2 separate regions of the Homo sapiens genome follow, and region 2 is linked to region 1. Evidence: chromatin contacts called from ENCODE Hi-C or POLR2A ChIA-PET data. All regions are on one chromosome and are shown on one strand. The core of a region is the stretch at or near the end of the contact, and the rest is flanking DNA. Distances in the headings are between cores, read along the strand shown. Region 1 overlaps SOX2-OT (SOX2 overlapping transcript). Region 2 has its middle 140 kb from the start of LINC01206.

The links. Hi-C counts contacts between places; a loop is a spot of excess contacts on that map. ChIA-PET counts read pairs that join two places held with the same protein, here RNA polymerase II (POLR2A). Pooled maps may share reads with other maps.
Region 2: a loop to region 1 is called in a map of posterior cingulate gyrus, with 3 times the contacts of the local background. The contact joins two enhancer-like sites. A Hi-C loop is called at or near these places in 1 of 168 maps with a recorded cell type or tissue (posterior cingulate gyrus) and 3 of 50 pooled maps. POLR2A ChIA-PET finds 5 or more read pairs at or near these places in 1 of 52 experiments (OCI-LY7).

What each region holds. Positions count from the first base shown.
Region 1 is chr3:181,738,174-181,741,622 of GRCh38, forward strand. It overlaps SOX2-OT (SOX2 overlapping transcript), which reads left to right. Exons shown (of 7, transcript NR_075092.1): 7 at 1,396-3,449. Among named protein-coding and RNA genes, the nearest start is that of SOX2, 28 kb to the left of the region's middle. Within about 2 kb of position 1,523, at least 2 of the 41 ENCODE cell types and tissues checked have a DNase peak (open chromatin) inside an H3K27ac peak, as active enhancers do.
Region 2 is chr3:182,090,782-182,094,230 of GRCh38, forward strand. No RefSeq gene overlaps it. Among named protein-coding and RNA genes, the nearest start is that of LINC01206, 140 kb to the left of the region's middle. Within about 2 kb of position 1,935, at least 3 of the 41 ENCODE cell types and tissues checked have a DNase peak (open chromatin) inside an H3K27ac peak, as active enhancers do.

The sequences.
Region 1 (3,449 bases), core at 273-2,772:
TTAGAAAGGGAAATTTGAGACAGCACTAGAAATACACTAACAGAGAGTACTATTACAAGGCCGGGTGCGGTGGCTCATGCCTGTAATCCCAGCACTTTGGGAGGCCGAGGCAGGTGGATCACCCGAGGACAAGAGTTTAAGACCAGCCTGGCCAACATGGAGAAACCTCGTCTCTACTACAAATACAAAAATTAGTTGGGCATGGTGGCACGCACCTGTAATCCTAGCTACTTGGGAGGCTGAGGGAGGAGAATCGCTTGAACCCAGGAAGCAGAGGCTGCAGTGAGCCAAGATCATGCCACTACACTCCAGCCTAGGCAACAGAGCTACACTCTGACTAAAAAAAAAAAAAAAAAAAAAGTACCATTACAACTGAATGCAGTAGACAAGTCACAGTTTGGGGTATCAGCAATTAATTGCACATTTTTATACAGTCTTTTTTTTTAACTTCATTTTTAAGATCCGTTGATCCTAACAGATGCAAGTTAAACCTGAAGTAAATTAGAGCAAAGTTAAAGAAAAACTAGATCAAGCCCTTCCTGGACTGGCAGCCCTCCTATCTCGCGTAGCTCATGGTTATTTGGATAGACTCTTTCATAATACTGGTAGCAGAGACAGACCAACACCAAAGCCCCACTTCTTGTTACTTAATCACAAACCTGGCAGAATGGCGACTCCATACCTACAAAAACTAGTCAGTGCTTATTAACCACAACAGATCAATAAAAACAATTATCTGGAGAAATAATATTAACAACACGCCCTTGTTACCATAAGACATAAGTTCCTGAGAAATTTGGAGCTTCCAATAGCACATTTCTGCTTATGTGGTACCTAAAGTTGTTTCCTGGAAGTGAAATTTGAATCATTTGCAATCATTTTATATCCTTGCCCCAGAATGACTCTGTCTCTAAGGCTTTGAATACGTTTACTACTATGGGCTTTTAATATTCTCTACCCTAGTGAAAAGGCTACATATTATAGTAGAGAAGATACTGGGTTAGAAATGCCAACCAGAATCTAGGTTCTAGTTCAGGCGTCTAACTAGTATTTTGTATGTAAGGCAGTTCATGCTTCTGGCCTTCAGATTTTGCATATGTAAAGTAAAAACATGAGAATAGATAATCTCTTAGATCCTTCATTCTGTACTTTTGTAACATTTGTGAATTTTGAACCTAAGAGAAGATCCAGATCCATACATTTCTGAATAAAATACCTATTTATTTCATAGTCCTTTTAGTAAAAATTTATGCAAAAGACTGAAAAAATGATTTTTGGTCTTCTCTGGGAGAGATTCTGAACTGGACTGGAGGAAACCAAGCTAAGAGACTTGGCATTGTTTTCTTTTGTACAAATGAACCATTGCCTTATACTTTAACTTTTTTTCCTTTTCAGATCCAACTTAGAAATAATGTTTCATTCAAGATAAGGCTCGTGGCTTAGGAGATTGTGACCTGGCTTGCATCATTCTAAGACTTCTATCGTCTGTTTTCAAAACCCAAGGAGGACCTCCTTTTCTGTGTGATAGTTCCTCATGCTTTGCCAGCCACTGGGTCTTTAAGGAAGCTTGCCAAGAGTTCCCGGCTGGGAAGGACAGTTCGAGTTCATCATAGACAATGAGCTGGCACCACAGTTTAAGTGACTCACCAACCTGGTTGCCCACTTCAAAATGTCAAGAACCACACTATCTAATTGAAAGAACTGTGTTTTAGCAAAGTGTAATTGGATCGCCTGGCAAGATCATCTCAAACTATGTCTCTGACCTTGCCTTTCAGTGGCTATTTTGAGCACAAGAGGAGAAAGGAAATGATTCCTGAATTATATCTTGTTTTTAAAAATTAAGATTAATTAATACTTGGTTTTATGTTCATTCCATTGTAGGAACTTAGTGATTATTACAAAACAGTCAAAATAGGTCATAGCAAAATGAACGTTTAAGATTAGGTTAAAACATTCCTCTGAAATTTTAGTATTCACTTTTGAAGTGTCAATTACTATATTTCTGTAATTTCTCATTTTTTTCTTGGCTTAGAGTCAAGATGAAAAATGATATTTGAATCAAAGACATTGTTTTGTTATATAGCCACTCCTTTCTAAAATGCAAATCCACCCTCCCCTCACCAATGCTTTATTCTTTGTGCGCGCACACACACACACACACACACACACACACACACACACACACAGACATACACAGAACCAGCACCCAAATGGTAGAGGAGGTCCTTCCAAGACTTCTAGGACCTGGATCATGTAAGCAGTAGATGAGAAAATGAAGTAAGAGATATAGAGTAATAACAATAAAAGTCAATGATTTCATTTTACAAAAAAGTCATTGTGTAGTACTCAGATATTTTTAAGAGCAAGTATTATTATGACTAAAGTATATTATACTTCTAAATTATTATGATTCTCATCTAATTTCAAGCCACACATAGGCGCCATTTGAAAGCATTTTGTGTTACAACCTATCAACAAAAATCAACTAATAGTTTTATAACGTGCATAGGTTTACCCCATGGGGAATTAAAATTTTTATCTGCAAGTATTTCTGTTGTTGTGAGACTTTAGGACAAGACAACATTTGGTGTTAACATAGAAGAATATTCTATGGCTTTTTTAGCTTTAAAGTTCATTACTCTAAAATAAAGTACACGTGGTATTTTTTTCTTCCTAGTGTTCTCTTATTATATGTAGAGTATTTTCGGTTGTTGTTTTTAACGTATACATTATTTTTATTAAGTCATTTCATAAAAGATAAGATATATACTAATAGACCCTTGGTTTTCTCCTAATTTAATTATTTCAAGTCAAGCAAAATTGGGCAATTTTCTTTCAGGAAAAAAAAAATATTGAGCATGATTTTGAGGTAAAACTGATTATTTACAGCATCTTTTCTCTAATAGGCTAACATTTATGATGGATCTTATTTCAAAGTTGATTATTCTCAAAGAAAAGTGGAGATATTAGAATTTCCGAGTAAATTGCATTGTTTTAAAAAGTACTTTAATGCATTGTTCACATTGTTGCCAGCTATTGACCAAAAAAGAGAAGAAGAAAAAAGAAATAAAAAAAGCAGTATCTGCTCCAAACGTCAAGTTTTGCAGTTTGAAAGACTTGTACATTATAATTGTTTTTTTCTTTTTTGGAAAGCAGTAGTAATTAATACCAAAGGCATAGACAATTTAGGGCCATAACCTCCCTTCCCCCCTCTCCACCTTTTTTTTTTTTTTTTTTTTTTTTTAACTTTAACCATGATAGGCATCTCTGCAAGGTAGGTTTTAACATATTTTTTTCCTAATTTTTTTCCCTCCATTCAGTAAGAAGGATAAGCTTTTAGAGTACCCAGTCACCGTGGTAACTGCCAAAAAAATTCTCCTGAAGTTTGAAGAGGTCAGCTAGCAGGGTCAACAACCCTGGCCTCTCTCTGAGCTCGGTCTAGCATGCCC
Region 2 (3,449 bases), core at 685-3,184, 350 kb after region 1:
AGTAACACATATGACTGACAAAGGATTAATAGTACAAACCACATAGGAACTAGAAATTCATAAGAAAGACAAAAACATAATATTAATATAAAAATAGATTTGAAGAGGTACCACATAAAAATGGAAATAGACATGACCAATAGACATTTGAAAAGATGCTCAAACTTCTTAGTAGTTAGAAAATCCAAAATCACAATACATCCAAGTGCTACTTGTCAGATTTGCAGAATATAAAACATCTAACAATGTCAAAGATTTGTAAGAATCTGGAGCTTCAGGAACTCTTATGCCCTGCAGCTGGGAGCCCAAAGTGGTAAAATCATTTTGGAAAACTATTTTGCATTATCTAATAAAATTTAAAATGTGCACACTGTGGAACACTCTTCCTCTGATATCCACATGACTTCTGCCTCATCTCCTTCAAGTTTTTGTTCACATGTCACGTGCTCACCACGTTACTCTTTCTGACCACCCTATGTAACATTAGAAACTGCCCAGACACTTCCTATTTCCTCCCAACTTCATTTTTCTCCATAAAACTTATCACTTTCCAACAGATATAATTTATATATTTATTTTGCCTGTTTCCCTTTACTAGTACATAAGCACATGAAGTCAGAGACTCCTGCCTGTTCTTTTTATGTATGTGTGCTTAGAGTATAAAATATTGCCTGACACAGAAAAAAACTTGTTGAATTAAATACCTTATGGTCCAGCAATTCTGCTCAACATGTACATCACGGAATAACACAAAACAGGAGACATGCACAAGAATGCTTGTAGCAGTATAACTTGTAATGGGAAAAAACAAAAACACAACACAACAAAACATTTTTTTAAAAAAAGTCCTTAGCTGTACATCAACAAAAGATTGAATAATTCATTGTGGAATATTCACATAAAGGAATATTATATAGCAATTAAAATAGATGATATATAACATGAATTCGAAAACCTAACATTGAGCCAAAAAAGAAGTCTCACAAAAATACAAACAGCATGAATCCATTTATTTAAATTATGAAAACTTGCAAAACTAAGTAATACATTATTTAAAGCTACGAAAAACGTAAAGATGAACAGGGAGTTATAAGTAAGCAATTCAGTGACGTTTACTCTTGAATGAAAAGGAATGCCCATAGGTGGTGTTGGTCTTCATTCTAGTGGTAGTCTTCTACTTTACACTCTACATATGCATGCAATTGAAGCAATGAGTTCATCAGAGCCTGTAAGTTCCTACTGGGCTTGATTGTGCTGAAGTATTTAAAAAGTAGATTTCACCCACAGGTTTTAATGTGTCTGGGTGTAGACTTACTTCTGAACTATGTAAATATTCCTTGTTGAATTGAGCAGCCTTTAAGAAGTAGGGTGGCCACAAGGTTATTTGCTTCGTTGGGGTTCCCACAATCTCTATTATCTCTAGACTCCCACAGACCGCTGCACTTTGGGATGGAGAGCCTGAATAATTCAAGTCCGAGTTCTGATGATACTAACCAGTTGCTGTCATGTTGGCAAGAGACACTTTATACAAAGGAGATTTACTAAATTTTACAGTGATCCTACTATGAGATAGTATTATTATGTCCATTTTACAGATAAGAAAACTGAGACAGAGAAATTGAGAATCTTGCTCAATATCCATAGCTGATAAATTTTAGAACTAAGATTCGTGCCTAGGTCCGCCTGACTCCAGACGTTTTTCTTTCCTGTCAGTCAGTCTCCTCTTAGCTCCCAGAGCTTCTGCTGTTCCAGCTAATTTGTTCCCTCTGTATCTCTCAGTAATTTTCCACATATAAAGTATTTTACAAATTTGACCCAAAGGAAGAAATTGGGTAGAGAGGAAATTCACTGTTTCTGCAGGAAAAAGGGCTGCAGCACACACCCATCTGTTGTTTACCGAGGCTGAGAAGGCTGAATGGTTCCCAGTAAGCAGTGTCTGCCTTCTGCATTTTGCTTCTTTGGAAGATGTTTCTTGTCCTGCCCCTCACCACCCACTCGCTTCTGTCTGGTTCCTCTTTTGCTGGCCCTCTTCCCATAGCAGTTAATGTTTGCCCTGCAAGTGCCAGAGCATTCATCCTTTCTTCCTTGAATGATGTGCCCATTTGCATATCATGCAAACAGCCCAGCTGCTGAAGTCCCAGATAGGGTAAATAACGGTCACAGTGTTTGTGCTGATTCCTCCTGGGGCCTTCTGGAACCTGCTGCACAGCTCCAGGGGAGAAAAATCGTTTTGTTGGAATCTCTGCTCTGATCTTGTGACATCATGAATGAATACTTGTGCTAAAAATGCACACGTAACCCTTTCCATGTAAATATGTGCTTTTGAGCCTAATGACGTAGGAAGGTTTGTAGATGGAGACAAAATGCCCACTATTATTTTTGCTTTGTCTAACTTATTTGATTTTTACTTTGGAATATGTTTTCTAAGTATACATTCATTTTAAAAATTCAGTAAAAACAATAATTTAACATAATTCCACAAACATTTAAATATTGTTTTCAAATGTAATCAGTTATACTCTTTATGCATCTAATATATCAATTTTATAGTAACAACACATGGCAATGAAAAAAGAACTTAACACCTGGCAATGAAAAAAGAATCAGTAAACCTATACTGAAACAGATTACAAAGTTTCTACCACCATTGATTTGTTTTTTACTTTCTTTATTATCCTTTCAATTAAGTTTTTTCTCTCTTATTTCTTCCCAGGAGTACAACTTACACACCAAACCTCGAGTGAGAGTAGTCATTTCTGGACCAGCTGAAGCTGTAGATTATCTAGTGGGATACACTCCTGGTTACAACTACACTTTTTCTGTTACCGTAGAACCATTCAATTTGTTGGCTTTGAACTCAATACGTTTTGTTTTTTGTGATCCCAATCAGTGCTCACAAATGATGCTTATTTTGAATCTCATTTTTGTAATATAGTCTGTCTTTTTTGAATTTTTTTCATTTATCAATTAAGATGTACAGTCTCTTAATATTCATTTTTATATGAATGCATAAATATTTCTATTTTAGGTCATGTATACTTTTAAATATATTTATATATTATATATAATTATATATATTATACGTATTTATAATTCATTTAACAAGCTTCTAAAAATCTGATCATTAGTCATTTAGGGTCAGCCTAGGTGAAGCTCTGATAAAAAAAAATCAACGATCAGATTGTAGAAGCTGCCAAATCTCCAGAGAGCCTAATGAAAATATCTAATTATTTTACATTTTAATGTTCTGGTTTATATAAATGTCATTGCCCTAGAATGATTTTACCAACAACTGTTTTGAATTCCAAGACTTGAAGTATAGGAATTTCAGGTAGAAAGACTGAAAGTTAAGTCACAAATTTATATGTTTATTCCAGCTCATTCGTTTCTTTAATTAATGCTTACTGTATCCCTATGCTGGGCACTGTGGAGCCCGTAGAAATCAGACT